Linked DNA regions of Mus musculus: region 2 is linked to region 1. Evidence: chromatin loops called from intact Hi-C (ENCODE). Cell type or tissue: heart. All regions are shown on one strand.

Region 1 (8,000 bases):
ACATGCCTTTACTTCCAGCACTTGGGAGACAGAGGGAGGAGAATCTCTGTGAGTTTGAGACCAGGCTAGTCACATAGTGAATTCCAGGACAGCCAGGGCTACACAGAGACCCTGCTTCAAACAAAACAAAGCAAAGCAAAACAAAACAAAAATGTGCAGAGGGGAAGATGGAGTCCTGTATATTCCACAAGCTCAGGCCTTTGGACATAGCCAGTGCGCACAACACAGACTTGAGACCACACTCACAGAGCCAAACAGGAGGGGGGCAGAGATATGGTCAAGGGGGTAAAAGCACTTGCCACTTAGGCTGATGACCTGAGCTCGATGCCTGGGACACACATAGATTCCTGTGATCTGTCCTGACTTCCATACAGCTATCATGGCACAAGTGCACACCCCACACCCTCACACATACACTAAATATTAGATAAAATCCATGAGTGAGTAAAAGTCATATGCAGAATGGTCTCAACTCCTTGGGAGGCTGGAGCAGAACTTTTTAAGCCTGGGTACTCAAGGTCAGCCTGGGGTGTACAAGATCCAACTCAGACACAGCAGGACAGGCAGAAGTGGTAGACACACTCAGCCCCTTCTGTCAGGGCCCTGCACTGGGCAGGAGGCAACCTAACTCTGCTTAACTGTGGTCAGGCCTAAGGCTTTGTGCTCAGCTGGGAACGAGCTGATATTCTGTGTCTGTGTGGCTTATATGAGTGAATGTGTGCTTGAGGGTGGGCAGTTGCACGTGTGTGCATCCCCGTGGGTGCATGTGTGCGGAGCCCAGAGGCTGATGCTGGCACGCTCATTGGTTGCTCTCCACCTCACTTTTCACACAAGCATTCTATCAACTAAGCCCTAGGCCCTAATTTGAGGCAAGAGTCTCTCACTTAACTAGGAATTCACCAACAGGACTAGCTCTCTAGAGGAGCCAGTTCAGGCATTCTGCTGACTTCTCAGAGCTAGAATTACAGGTGCCCATCAACTGTCAACAGGGGTGCTTCAGAGAGAATTTGTACACAGGGGACTTTATCTAATGAGCTATCCATCACTTACCCCAAGCCAGAGGCAAATAGTCACGTCCCTAAGCTCCCCAAGAAAACTGCGGGACCGTCAGAGGTGTTACGGCTGTGCTGCAATGGGGGCTGGAGACTGCAATGGGGGTTGGAGACTGGGAGCCGTGCCCTCTGCCCTGTAATGGATGTGGATCTCACCTGCAGGCGTACTCCACGGTGTATATGGCGCCCTGGCTCTGCTCTTCCCATCTCTGCATGTCAGCCTGCAGGGGTTGGGGGGCAGGTGTTAGTAGGGAAGGCTCTATGGGAGCCAGTGCTATATACAATCCCCCCATTTCCCCCCAAGCTGAGTTACTCTCTCTCTCCAAGCCTTCCTGAATTCCCTATCCTCCTAGATATCCTGGTAGGGCCCTTCCTACTCCTTGCTTAGACCACAGAGTCTTTTCCTCTGGCAGCCCTCTCTCCTCTGGGGCTCTGTGTGACTGGAAGGCCTCAAGACCTGCAAAGTCAATTCCTTCTGTGTGGCACACCCTTCCCTGGGCTCTTCCCTCACCTCGCTGGTTACTAACACAGACCAGACCATCTCTTTCAAAAGCCATCAAGGGCTGTTCCCTACATTGTCCCCCTGATGCAGCTGCTACAGCTCATCTCACCAGGGCCTCTGCTTTGAGTTCATACCCTCTGTGGATAGCACTCCACTCCTGCTCAGGAGCTGTGAGTGGACCTGGGGGAGATCCTCGGCAGGGCTGGCAGAACTCACCTTGTGCTGGGCCAGCTCTGGCAGTGAACGGCGCACATGTTCCTGTAGCCGGTACAGGGCCACTGACGGCTCGTTGGCAAGGACATAGACACTCTCGGTGAACTTGTCTGTGACTGTGTTTAATAAGGGAATTTTAATAAGTATTTAATAATTTAATAAGTATTTATTTTATTTTGAGTTATGTGTATGTATGTAAGTGTCTCTGCATGTGACTGAGTGCCAGTTTGAGGCTAGAGCTGGATTGACGGGAGGTTGTGACCTGTTCATTGTGAATGTAGGAACCAATCACATTGAGCTTAGGCATCTGTAAGATCACTAAGCACTCTTAACCACTGAGACAATTCTCTAACATTTAAAAAAAAAAAAATTGGATCTCCAGCCCAGGCTAGACTTTAGTTTTCTTTTTCTTTTTCTTTTTTTTTTTTTTTTTAAAGATTTATTTATTATATGTAAGTACACTGTAGCTGTCTTCAGACACTCCAGAAGAGGGAGTCAGATCTCATTACAGATGGTTGTGAGCCACCATGTGGTTGCTGGGATTTGAACTCCGGACCTTCGGAAGAGCAGTCGGGTGCTCTTACCCACTGAGCCATCTCACCAGCCCCCTAGACTTTAGTTTTCTGTAAGCAAGAATGACTTTGAACTCCTAATCTTCCTGCCTCCATCTCCTGAGTGCTGGGACTGCAGATGTGTGACACCATACCTAGTTTATTCAGTGCTGGACATATAACCCAGGGTTTCATGCATGCCAGGCAACACTCTGCCAGCTAAGGCCCACCCACATTACACTCCTGATTGTTCAATCTCTGAGCCCAACAGGAGTTAGAGAGGAGCCGCCAGGGTGCACCACTTTAACTGTCATCTGCAGGTCCAGGGATGGTCTCTAGACAGCAAGGCCTAACTCAAGGGGGCATCAGCAAACACATGAACTCACAATCTTCTCTCCCCAGACCCACTTTCAGAGGACATTGGTGGATGGTACTAAAGCCACTGACAGCTTCCCTCCCCCTTTATAACTGGAGCATACTGGAGAGCAGTATGGAACATCATACTAGAATCTAGTAGCTCTGGATTCCCTGTAACTCACTGTGTTGACTAAGCTGTCCTTAACTCACAGCAATTCCTCTGCCTGCCTTTGCCTCCCAAGTGCTCCCAAGGGAAGAGAAGCATGTACCACCATATCCAGCTGCCCAGAGGATGAACACAGAACTCAAAGGTGCCTAAAGTCCACAATCTCGTGAGGCCTCTACTCTGTGGCAGGAATGATGTGGAAGGCCACGTCCCTTGCTGTGTGGGAACAGCTCTGAGGTATATCACAGGCCCTGTTCCAGAAACATGCCTGCTAAGGCTGCCCTCTGCAGAATCCATTCAAGTTCCTGTTAAGCCTGTTTCCTTTACTCCAGAACTCATGTTCCTACCACAAGTCAACTGCACCAAAACCATCATCCCAGGGTAGACTTTGACCAACAGCTTTCCCAGTCAGGAAATCTCTATTCTTCCTGCTCCATCCATCAAGGATCCTGTTGCTTCCAACTTCAGTCCCCTTCATCCCCCACTCCTTCCTGTATCAGACAAGCTCTGACCAGGCTAATGGTGGCAGATGACACCAACTCCTCTTACCACGCAGGGCTCCCATCAGCTAAAGAAAATAATCTACTTATCTGGTCCTTAATATATTTTGCAGTGTCGGGGATCAAACCCAGAGCTTTGAATGCGCTGGTCAAAGTGTTTACGACTGAGCTAAAGCCCCAGCTCTTCTCTCGAGATTTGAGTTTCAATGTGCAGACCAAACTGGCCTTCAATTTCTTGTCTCTTGAGAAGAGAGGATTAGAGTATTGCGCCACCAAGCCCACATACTCCTTTACGTATTCACAGGCTAAAAACCACATTACACTGAGCAGGGACCTGGATGGATTCTGCTTTTAATTCCAACTCTCAGAAGGCAGAGAGGTTTGAGACCATCCCGGTCTACACAGCGAGTTCCAATATAGCCAGGGTTACATCCCGGGACCTTATCTCAGAAGTAGAAAAGAGCCTTTTCCTGCCCGGGATCATTATACATCACAACACCTCCCGGCGGGAGACACCGGCCTCCCTTTTCCATCGAACCCCGCAGGCCGGGAGGTCTACGGCGGCTCTTTGTCATGTACCTTCCCGCGTTGCCCTCTCTAGGCCCCTCCAACCCCTCTAGGGTCCCGCAACACCTTTCTTTCCCTTCAGCTGCATCTCAGGTTCTTCCATAGTGAAGGCAGCCAGCAGAGCCCAGAAACCGGAAGCGGAAGTCGGGAGGTTGAGACGTTTAAACGTTCAGGTATGGGTTCTGGCGTCCTGTGCGCTGGCTCCTCTTACGAGGTAACTTCTATTCAGACACGAGATAGACGGAAGGAGGCAGTCCTATGCGAGCGTGTCGGGAGGATAGAGATTTCTTGATGTTATAGTATGCCTCGTCAAGGACTCCCTGCTACACGTACAGATAATTCTCAGGGACCAGGGCAGGGAAATTGTTATGGACAAAGTAACAATAATATTCGGTCTCTTTAAATTTGACAAGTCCCGCCCATGTGTCTCCGCCCCGTGGGGCAAATGCTCCGCCCTCCCACCGTCTGTGGATCCGATTGGGGCAGACAGGAGGGGGCGGTGCATGGGGCGGGGAAGCGCACGCGCAATAAAATCTTCAGCGAGTCTAAGGCTCCTTCAGCCCTTTAGGAAGGATAGCGTGCGCATGCGCCACTGTACCCATTGGCCTCAGCGGAAGCCACGCTCCTCCCTCCAGTCTTAAAGCGCTAGAAGCAGCTTCGGGTTTTTATTTTTTATTTTTTGGTACTTTTGCAGGGCAAGGGTGCGCAGGCGCAGTGGAGGAGTTTTCCAGTAGGAGTAGTCGTCGCGTATTAAGTTGCTGCTCTATGTCCCAGGAGAGGAAGCTAGAGAACTGAGCGTCTGGTCACCAACTTGCTCTTTACGAGATCTACTGAACCAGAAAAGTTTGTGAACAGAGCTTCCTGAGTTTTGGAAGACCAAGGCTGGCAGCGTAGGGACACAGAGGAGGCTGGAGGGAGGTGAGTGGATCTTACACGTCGCATCTTTTGTTGAGTCCTAAGTCATTTTGGGGGATTCCGGCCCAAATAACCACAGTGGGACATTGATAAGTTTGACATTAGTATCTCTCTATGATGTTTTCTGATATGACCTCTCTGAGGCCTTACATCTTCACCTTATTAACGAGGGAATGAGGCTCAGCTTAGTCATAGACTAGGTTTTTATAGCTTGTAAGTGATTGGAACCCAGACTGCTGCCAGAACCCTCATTTTATTGCCTTGGCTTCTGGTGTTAATTTATTAACAATGATATTTATCTAAAGCCACAGTTTTCCCGGCGTCATAAAGCAAGGCTCAATATGCAGACCATGGCTGTCCTGGAATTCACTATTTAGACTAGGCTAGTCTTGAACTCAAAGGGATCTACCTGCCTCTGCCTCCCAAGTACTAGGACTAAAGGTGTGCACTATCATGCCCCACCTAACCAAGCTCCAGCCCCAGATAAGAACTCATTTATTCATTTATTTTGTGGGCAGGCTGTGCTGTGGGTTTGGTGTGGAGGTCAGAGGACAATTTACCAGGGTCAGTTTTTTCCCTCCACCCTGTGGGTTCCTGGAATCAAAATTGGGTCATCTGACTTGGTGACAAGCGCCTTTACCAACTGAGCCATCTTGGGGACCACGAGATTTGGCTAATTACTGTCATCTCTTCACTCCAGCTTCCTCCATGGAGCCCACTCAGGTTGCAGAGAACCTTGTCCCAAACCAGCAACCTCCTGTTCCTGACCTAGAGGATCCTGAGGACACCAGAGATGAGTCCCCAGAGAACTCAGACACTGTCGTCCTCAGCCTGTTCCCCTGCACCCCAGACGCTGTGAATCCTGAAGCAGATGCCAGTGCATCCTCACTGCAGGGTGAGAACCACTCTGGGCTCTGGTGAGGGAGACTGTCAAGTTCCAGACCACATCTCTGCTTTCATCACTCTTCCCCTCCACCCTCCTAGGTTATTTTTATTGTCGTGTATGTGTGTGTGTGTGTGTGTGTGTAATATGGTACATGTATGTAGAAGTATATATAAAATATATATTCCTGCTGGGCGTGGTGGCGCACGCCTTTAATTCCAGCACTTGGGAAGCAGAGGCAGGTGGATCTCTGAGTTTGAGGCCAGCCTGGTCTACAGAGTGAGTTCCAGGATAGCCAAGGCTACACAGAGAAACCCTGTCTCAACCCCCCCCCAAAATATATACATATATATGTGTATATATATGTATGTGTACATATGTGTGTGTGTGTGTGTATTCTTTAAAGATTTGCCAGGTATGGTTGGCACATAACTTTAATCCCAATACTCAAAAGACAAAGGCAGGTAGTCCCCGGAGTTCTAGGACCACCAAGACCTCATAGAGAACCCTGTCTTCAAAAGGGTGGTGGGGGTGGGCAGAGTGACAGCTGAGTTGTTTAGAGAACTTGTTCTTTCAGAGGGCACAGGCTCATGAAATTTTATAGTTGGGAAAGTTTTTCTCTATCATAATAGTGTTGTAAATGATTTAGAAAGTAAAGCGTTGGTTTCCCCGGGGATAAGGTCATGCTAGTGACCCCATCTCTAGGGATGGTTTCTTACCCTTATTCTCATTTAAGATCTTGGCCTAGGCTACCAGGCCAAGAACATGTAAATAAGAAAAGGAATAAGAGCCGGGCCGTGGTGGCACACACCTTTAATCCCAGCACTTGGGAGGCAGAGGCAGGAAGATTTCTGAGTTCGAGGCCAGCCTGGTCTACAAAGTGAGTCCAGAACAGCCAGGGCTACACAGAGAAACCCTATCTCGAAAAACCAAAGAAAAAAAAAAAGAAAAGGAATAAGAAAAAATAAAACAGATAGGTTGCCAAGAGAACAATATTTTTTTCTCCAGCGAAGAGTTCCACAACCGGTTCCAGGAGGCCTCCCCCTTTGTAGGTCGATTGCCTCAGTCTGTGGAACTTGTCACACAGATCCTACTGGAGGTGGTGTGGCACAGAAGAGGGCATTAGATCACTGGAACTGGACTTACCATAGACTATGAGGCAACGGGTGGGTATCATGATCCAAATCCAGGTCCTAGGGCAGAACAGCCAGTGCTCTAACCACTGAGGCACATCTCCAGCGTCTGTGTGTGAGCAGTGCAGGTGTCCACAGAGGCCAGAGGCATCAGGTACCCTGAGGCTGGGGTTCCTCACAGGCAGGTGCTAGGAACCACCTCTGCAGGGGTCCTCTGCAAGAGCAGCAAGCACTCGTGACCAGCAAATGATCCATCTCCAGCTCCTTGTTTCTTGTTCTGGTGTGTGCTGGACCACCACACTGCATCCACAGCCCTTCTGCCCCCACCTGCTCCTCCTGTTCCTTTGCCATAGGGCTCCATTCTGTGGTCTCAACTGAGCTGGAATTCCCTGTGTAGCCCAGGCTGGGAATGTGGCCTGTGCCACCAGGCCCTTCATCTTCCTTTCACTTAAGAAGATTATTAATTTACGGTTAATGTCTGTGAATGTCTGTGTGAATGTGGGTGTGCACGTGGAGATCAGAGGGGTGGTCTTCTTAAGCCTGGAGCCTGCAGCATCTGTCCTGACACCCTTGGGACAAGCCCAGACCCCAGGGAACAGCCCTTCCTCTTCCTGCAGGAAGTTTCTTGAAGCACTCCACAACCCTCACAAACCGGCAACGTGGGAATGAGGTCTCAGCTCTGCCAGCCACCCTGGACTGTAAGTAGAACTCAAGTAGGGGTGGGTCTAGAGGATTCCTTACAAGCTCCATGGTGCTCTATGGCCCTGCAGTTGGGGCGGGAGATCAGAAGTTCAAGGTCATTCCTAGCTACTTACAGAATAGGAGGTCAGCCTAGATTACATGAGATCCTGTAACAAAAACAAGAAAGAACGAAAGACCACAAGGGATTGGGGAATGTAGCTTAGTGGGTAAAGTGCTTATGGCTCAGTGGCTAGAGTACTTGTAGCTTAGTGGATGGAGTGCTTATAGCTCAGTTGTCAGAGTGCTTGTAGCTCAGTTGGTAGATTGCTCAGCTAGCATGCACAAAGTCCTGAGTTCTATCTCAGTCTCCTCGTAATACTGCGAATAGTAGCGCATACCTGTCATACCAGCACTCATGAGAATTAGCAGTTCTATGTCATCCTTTGCTACACAGAGCAAACATGTACCAAGTTGCAGGCC
Region 2 (8,000 bases), 97 kb after region 1:
GATAAGGCACCCAGATTTACATGAGCTCTCTCTGGGCATCAAGCTCCGATCCTCATGTTCACACAGCAAGAATTTTACCCAGTGATCCATCTCCTCAGACCTCCATAAGTCTTTTAATCTGTATTTCTTTATTTAGATCTCACATAGCCCAGGCTGGTTACAACCTCACTGTATAGTCAAGAGTGATGCTGAACTCCTTCTTTTCTGTGCCTCCAAAGCAGGGGTTCTTAACCTGTGGGTCAGGACCCCTTCAAGAGGTCACATATTGTACACCAGATATTTACATTACAATTTACAACAGTAGCAAAACTACAGTTATGAAGAAGCAATGAAATAATTTTATGGTTGAAAGTCACCATAACATGAGAATTATATTAGAAAGTCATAGCATTAAGAAGGTTGAGAACCGTCAGGCAGTGGTGGAGCATGCCTTTAATCCTAGCATTTGGGAGGCAGAGGCTGGCGGATTTCTGAGTTCATGGTCAGCCTGGTCTACAGAGTGAGTTCCAGGACGCCAGGGATACACAGAGAAACCCTGTCTCGAAAACCAAAAAGAAGAAGAAGAAGAAGAAGGAGGAGGAGGAGGAGGAGGAGGAGGAGGAGGAGGAGGAAGAGGAGGAGGAGGAGATGATGGTGGTGGTGGTTGAGAACCACTGATCCAAAGTGTTATGATTATAAGCTTGGGTTGAGTCAGCCAATTCTACTAATTTTTTTTCCTTAGTTTTAATATGACCTTGGGGACAGGGAGATCATTCTGACATAGAGAAAGTGCACAGACAGCAAGATGACCAAAACAAATCACTGGCTTTGAGCAAAAATGCCAGTGCCATGTGTGTACACACACAGCAGTCATCCAGTCTAAGGCAGGAGGTACATGCTTTCCAGACAAACACAGGCTTAATGAGACTCTGCTTCATTAAAATAGGGCTGTAGGGCTGGAGAAATGTCTCAGTGGTTAAGAGTACCGACTGCTCTTCCAAAGGTCCTGAGTTCAAATCCCAGCAACCACATGGTAGCTCACAACCATCCGTAATGAGATCTGATGCCCTCTTCTGGTGCATCTGAAGACAGCTACAGTGTATTTAGATATAATAATAAATAAATCTTTTTTAAAAAGAGAGAAAGAGAGAACTACTGTTCTCAAAGATTAAAAAAAAAAGTGTCTACTATCATTTAAAAAAAAAGGGGGGGGGCGTAGTTGGGTCTTTAACCCCAGAGTTGGTGAGGCAGAAGGAGACAGATCTCTGTAAGTTCAAGTCCAACCACAGATATGTACTGAGACCCTGTCTCAAAACAAAACAACAACAAACCCTAGAATTGTATCCTAAGGGTTCTCAGGAAAAATTCTACATTTATCTAAATATATTTTTTAAAAGGTTTGGGGGTGGGTGACTGTGTACCATGTGACTGCCTGGGAGTTATAAATGCTTGTGAGCTGACAAGTGGATGCTAGATATCAGGTACTCTGCAAGAACAGCAAGTACTCTTAACTGCTCAGCCATCTCACCAGCCCATTTTCTTCCTATGTAGACCAGACTGGCTTCCACTTGAAACAAGCCTCCTCCCTCTGACTCTCCAGTGCAGATCACAAACATGTGCCACTATGCTATGTTTAAACACTAAATTTGTATGTATGTGCATAGGCACTGTGCAAGCCAGAGGTTGACATCAGGTATCTTCTCTTTCTTTTTTCTCCCCCTTGTTTGTTTTTTATTTTCTCAAGACAGGGTTTCTCTGTATAGCCCTGGAACTCACTTTGTAGACCAAGCTGGCCTCAAACTCAGAGACCCACCTTTACCTTCCAACACCTGGCACTCACTCTGTAGACCAGGCTGGCCTCAAACTCACTGAGACCAACCTGCACTTTCCAATGTCCCAAGTTCTAGGACTAAAAACATAGGCCATCACTCACCAACTTAAAAAAAAAAGACAGGGTCTCAGTTTGCACAGCCCTGGTTGACCTTGAATTCAGATGTCCACCTACCCCTCAGGAGTTGGGATTAAAAGCATTCCTATTGTCGCTCTGCCTAATTTTTTGGTACAGAGCAGCTCACAAAACCTTAAAGCCCGTTTCAGTGCGTGGCTGCCAATACACCCCAGGAATCCACCTGTGTCCAGTCCGAAGTCCTGTGCTTTCAGGCACACAACAGTACATCTGGCTTTTTTACATGAGTACTGAAGATGGGGAGCCAGGTCCTCACTCTTGGGCAACAAGCATTTTAACTACCACCATCTCGTCAGCCCTTAAATTCTAAATGTTGAAAGCAAAACTGACTCCCTAGACACTACCAGAGTTGACACCCCTAATTATTTCCATTTCATTCATAACAATCTCCAAGGAGACAATCCTAGTCCACTCTGAGGCCTATCCAGCCTCTGTGGTGAAACCTCTGCCTTCCTATAGACAGCATCTACTCATATGGAACATCTTGTACTCAAGAAAGACTTTTCATGGAGCCAGAGAGATGGCTCAGAGGTTAAGAGTGCTTGTCACTCTTCCAGAGAATCCAAGCAAACATCCAGGTGGCCTACTATAACTCCAGCTCCAGGTACTCACACACAAAGACATAAAGACAAATGGATTTTTAAAAACTGTTAAGCCTTCCCTGACCTTCAATATATTAGCAGCATCCAACCTCACGTCACGAGAACTAGTTCTTTGCAAAATTTGCTTCCAGGTGCACTGACACGCAAGCTTAGCACAGCGTTTGGCACCCAGCAAGTGTGGAAGCATATGGTGAATGGGCAAATGCATTTCATCCTAGGGGCACAGGGAGAGCTAAACCCGTAACCGTGGGAAACCGCCCTGGCTGACCCAGTGCAGTTCGGAAACGCACATTTCCCACAAGGCAGGACCCAAGCCAAAGGGGACCGGAGGGGCAGGAGGGATGTCCCAGGCTGTCCGCTGTGGATGCCACCGGCCCGAGAGCAGTTTATTGGGAAAGCCCATGCGGTTCCCACCCGGCGCCCAGGCCTTTGAGGGAGACCAGGAGCGCTCCTCAGCCACGGGCGGGGGTTGGGGGGCGAACCCGAGTCTGGGGTCTCGGCAGACCAGAGAAGGGCACACGCAACGTTACTGTAAGTTTCCCTGGGGCTGAGGCGAGAAGTCCGCGTGTCAGGTCCGTGACAGAAAGTAGGGTGAACAGGAGACGTGCAGTCGCGAGAACCCAGGCGGGCGGCGAAGGGAAGTCGGGGGATGTTACCTGCAACATCCCGGTTGTCCATCTTGAGACTCATCCAATCCCACAATGCTCCGGCGCCACCTGAGAAGAGGGAGGCTCTGTTATAGTGCGCTTGGTCTGATGGTAAATGTAGTCCTTCTCCGACAATCTCGTCCAACCCCCTTCTAGGACACCGGGCGTCTTCTCCACAGAAACGCCGGCGTCAGTTCACGAACGTGTATTACTCTCAGTTACGATGATGCAGAGGTATCATCCTCTCCTCAGAGTCTTCCTCAGTCGGAGCCACTTCGAACACACACCATAAGACCCAGAAGTCCTTGCGTAGCAGTTCTCGCGAGAATTGCGGGTCGCCAGGCCCCGCCCCTCAAGGTGCTTCCGCCTCTCTGTGGAGGCGGCTTGTTGTTGTGCGGGCCAAGATGGCGGCACAGGCGGCGGCTGCGGCGCAGGCGGCGGCTGCAGCTCAGGCTGCCGCCGCACAGGCCGCACAGGCCGAGGCAGCCGAGTCGTGGTATCTGGCTCTCCTGGGTTTCGCCGAGCACTTCCGAACATCTAGCCCGCCCAAGATCCGCTTGTGCGTTCATTGCCTGCAGGCCGTGTTCCCCTTCAAGCCGCCTCAGCGGATCGAGGCCCGGACGCACCTGCAGCTCGGCTCGGTGCTTTACCACCACACGAAGAACAGCGAGCAGGCGCGCAGCCACCTGGAGAAGGCGGTGAGTGTGCGGGCCAGGCGGGCGGGCCGCGGGTACCGGGGACTCGATCCTCTCCGCCTCGTCGGGCTTGGGACTTCCGAAGGCCTCGCCCTCACCTGCGGTGACAGACGCGGCTCCGCCACGCCCTCTCACCCGGGAACCGGGAAAGTTGTCCCTCTTCAGCTACTTGGTGCTTGCATCGGGGACCCTCCTAGTCGGGTGGCCGCGGGAACAGGACCCAGAGCGTCAGCCTAGAAGCACCTACCTAAGGAAGAGATGCGAGCTCCCTGACGTGTGAAAGCGAGGTCGCAGGAAATCTGAAAGTCCAGGACTTCTGACAGTCAGGTGTCTAGGTCTGGAGTCCCAGATCCTTGTGGCATGGATATTGGGGAAGGTGAGGCCTTCAGCCTCTTGTTGAACGTTGTTGCCTTGTGAGGACCTGAAGTGCAGAAAGTAGCTTCTAGAGTCACTTGCACCTCGGGGGTCTGGAGGTCAGTCTCACTGTTGGTGGCTTCTTCTCCCACCACGAAATGGTCCATCTTTGAAAGAGTCCCCACTCCGCCTCCAACTTGATTTGTGACGTCTTGGTGCTTCACAGAATTTCAAGAGGTAGCTGTCATTCAGCTTCTCAGTAAGACTTGTTTCTTCTCATGGCAACTGTGTCTCTTCCACACCTCCGCCTCTTTTTTGCCATTTTCCTATCTTTGTTTCCTTGACTATTCAGATGTTTAATGTTCTGACCTGCAGACAGTCTAGTAAATTGCCTTCAGGAGGGGATCAAAATTCTTGTTTCCCACACTGTGCATAGTTAGAGCTTCTAATCCTCACTGAACCAATAAACTTCCTTATTTCAAGAGTGAAACCGTATAGGCTTAGCTAAGTAAAGTGATTTAGCAAAGACCACACTGTGTGAAGTTTGGGTTTTTTGTTTGTTTTTGTGTTGGGGGGGGTTGTCGTGGTCTTACACGATGTAGCAAAGAATTGGTCTCAATTCCCAGCTGTCATCCTTCCTGGCCACCCAAGTACTGAGATTACAGGCATAGTTGCACATACCTGTGATGTACATGTTCAAGGGAGAGGCAAGAGGCTAGCCTCGGCTACACAGGAAGAATATCTCAAAGAAAGCAGGTCTGCTTAGATGACTTTGTGGGTAAAGGCTTTTGCAGCACAAGCCTGATAACTTGAGTTTGAGTGGAAGGTGAACACTCTCAAAAATTGCCTTCTGATCTCCAAATTTGCCTGCACTCATACATATCATACACAACAAATAATACCATTAATTTTAAAAAATTATAATCAAAAAGAGCTGGGTAGGGTGGCAGATGCCTTTAATCCTGGCACTCAGAAGACAGGCACATGGATCTCTGTGAGTGTTGCCAAAGAGTCAGGGCTACATAGAAGACCTTGTCTCAACAGAACCAACCAGGGATGGGACTGGAGAGATGGCTCAGCAGTTCTGAGCACTAACTCTTCTTTCAGAGATCCTGAGTTCAATTCCCAGAACCATCTGTACTGGGATCTGATGCCCTCTTCTAGTGTGTCTGAAGACAGCTTACAGTGTGCTCACATACATTTAAAAAAGAGGTGAAACCTGAGCTGGGCAGTGGCAGGGTAGGCAGTTCTCTGAGTTTGAAGCCATCCTGGTTCACAGAGGAGTTCCAGGACAGCCAGAGCTACATAGAGAAACCCTACCTCAAAAAGACCAAAAACCTGGGCTAATCAAATTTGTGAGTTAAAAAAAAAGATACAATTATTTTTAATTATATGTGTGGATATATGCTCTTAAATGTTGTGCCCACTGAATCAAAGTTCTGAGTACCCTGGAGCTGGAGTTAGAGTTATATGTGAGCTGCCTGATGGAGTTTCTGGGAACCAAACTTGGGTCCAGTGCAGAGTAATATGTGTTGTTAACTACCCATCTCTCTCTAGTCACCTCAGTTTAATGATCACTAGTTTCTGTACTAGAATAAGATGTCATTATTGTGTTAGTGCTTTTTGCTGTTGTTGTCTTATTCATTCATCAAGGAGTTATTTGTTCCCCTCCCACCAAGTGTCAAGCCTGTCCTGGACTGTCTGGGTATGAGCAGACTGAAAAGTCCTGCGCATGGTAGCTTTTTCTTTAGTGAGACTAGCATTCAATAAGGCTATTAGTATAAGAGCTATGGACACTGGACCAGAGGAAGGGATAGAGTTGATAATAGGGATGAGGGAGCCTCTTATTTGCATGAATGACATTTGAATGGTGTGAGCTAGTGAGCCCATTCAAGGTTTCAGGTCAATAACAAGGTGTGCCTGGGGCCAGAAGTGGATTGGAGCATCCAGGGCAGTAGTGAGTGAGGTTGACCCTGCCAAGTGCCAGGCTTCAGTGTAGGTGCAAGCCGGAGGCTGCCAGGGCCTGGCTGGTTCTGAAATGTTCTTTTCTTATTTGTTCAGGGCAGTTAATCCCACTACCTTCCTTTCCCCTTTGTTTCTTTGGGTGTCAGTGTGTCCTCGTATTTCATCCACAGAGCCCCGTGCAATCATGCCTGCAGTTGCTCTCTTTTAGCACTTGGCTTTGAACCAGTAATTAAAACCCTGACCCTTGTGAAGTACTTTCCCTTGGTGTAACAGAAAGCTGACTCCTGAAAGATCTCCCACAGCATCACATTGTGCCCTCCATCAGTCACCCCAGCTCAATACCTCTAAAACTCTATTAGTCACAGTTGCTCCTCCATTCATGTACCCTGAGTTTTATTTTAAATGACATTATTGTCCTTGGAGTGGCCCTAGGACCTTGTCCATAAGCCACTATCTTGTGCAAAGCTGGGCGGTGGTAGTGTACGCCTTTAATCCCAGCACTCGGGAGGCAGAGGCAGGCGGATTTCTGAGTTCGAGGCTAGCCTGGTCTACAAAGTGAGTTCCAGGACAGCCAGGGCTATACAGAGAAACCCTGTCTCAAAAAAAAAAAAAAAATGAGGGTCCAAGTGCAGATCCCAGTGTCCATGGGAAGGATCTGACATGGCCAGTATGCCTACACATGACCCCATTGGGAACCCCAGTGTAGTGGCTGCTGAGGAGCAGAGACAAGTGGAGCACTAAGCCTTGCTGTCTAGTAGCTTGCCTCCTCTCAAGGGAGTAAGGGAAATATAGAGCCTGATGCTTAACCTCCACATTCCGGTGCATATGCACACACACCTACTCACACAAAGCAAATTGTCAGATTGGATAAGATCATATACATGTGTGTGTGTGTGTGTGTGTGTGTGTGTGTGTGTGTGTGTGTGTGTACATATATATATATATACACACACACATGCGTGCACACACATATTTGTTTAAAAAGCAAAAGATAGATGGTGACACTTTTTTTTTTAAGATTTATTTATTATTATACCTAAGTACACTGTAGCTATCTTCAGATGCACCAGAAGAGGACATCAGATCTCATTACGGATGGTTGTGAGCCACCATGTGGTGGCTGGGATTTGAACTCAGGACCTTTGGAAGAGCAGTCGGTGCTCTTAACCACTGAGCCATCTCTCCAGCCCGACACATATTTTTAATATCCTAGGGACAGAAGCAGGTGGATCTGAGACTTGGATGAAGCCTGGTCCTGAAATCAGCTCTAGGCTGGGCGTTGCTATATAGTAAGTCCCTATCTCAAAGGGAAAAAGTAAAGACAGCAACAACAGTGACAACAACAAAAAACCAAGTCAACAGAAATAACAGGTAGCACCTGACACTGCACCCCACCTCACAAAACAACAAGTCCAAAAGGAAACCTCAAGCAATCCCACTGGATTCTGGAGAGCTAACAATCACCTTGTACCCTGTGAACTAAAGAGTTCTTATCTTGACTGCTTTTTAAAAAAAAACAAAAATATCACAAGGAAGAGATACAATTCTTGAGCCTTATACAGCACAACAGCTGAGTTAGGATACATTGTGTAATTTTTACTTTTGTTTGTTTCTTTGAGGGACTCATTATTCATCTTAGGCTGGCTTCAAAATGAGTTATGTAGGTGTGGCCTTGGAATTCTTATGTTCCAGCTTCTCCCTCAGTGCTGAGGCTATAGGTATATGCATGGGTTTTAGGTGGATGCCAAGGATGGAAGGCAGAACTGTACTAGGCAAGCACTCTACCATCTGA

What was found. A loop is a pair of places that touch in the nucleus more often than their neighbours do. Peaks named below come from ENCODE experiments on the same cell type or tissue, not always from the same donor. Only the 100,000 strongest peaks of a DNase experiment are listed, where the experiment ranks them.
Region 2: it touches region 1 in a loop (4-fold over the local background); 3 of 42 quality-filtered maps call a loop at or near these places.

What each region holds. Positions count from the first base shown.
Region 1 is chr8:70,135,747-70,143,746 of GRCm38, reverse strand. It overlaps Rfxank (regulatory factor X-associated ankyrin-containing protein), which reads left to right and starts at 4,550. Exons shown (of 9, transcript NM_011266.2): 1 at 4,550-4,826; 2 at 5,524-5,718; 3 at 7,457-7,537. The coding sequence starts at 5,532. It overlaps Gm45929 (predicted gene, 45929), which reads right to left and starts at 4,248. Exons shown (of 9, transcript NM_001310055.1): 1 at 3,975-4,248. It overlaps Borcs8 (BLOC-1 related complex subunit 8), which reads right to left and starts at 4,248. Exons shown (of 6, transcript NM_001145552.2): 1 at 3,975-4,248; 2 at 1,771-1,883; 3 at 1,209-1,273. The coding sequence starts at 4,011. In heart, no CTCF peak of the experiment used is centred here; DNase peaks (open chromatin) are centred at 4,396 and 5,616; H3K4me3 peaks cover 2,947 bases; H3K27ac peaks cover 2,417 bases.
Region 2 is chr8:70,038,284-70,046,283 of GRCm38, reverse strand. It overlaps Mau2 (MAU2 sister chromatid cohesion factor), which reads left to right and starts at 3,550. Exons shown (of 19, transcript NM_001376946.1): 1 at 3,550-3,892. The coding sequence starts at 3,599. It overlaps Sugp1 (SURP and G patch domain containing 1), which reads right to left and starts at 3,497. Exons shown (of 14, transcript NM_027481.3): 1 at 3,204-3,497. The coding sequence starts at 3,237. In heart, no CTCF peak of the experiment used is centred here; DNase peaks (open chromatin) are centred at 3,273 and 3,523; H3K4me3 peaks cover 2,957 bases; H3K27ac peaks cover 2,214 bases.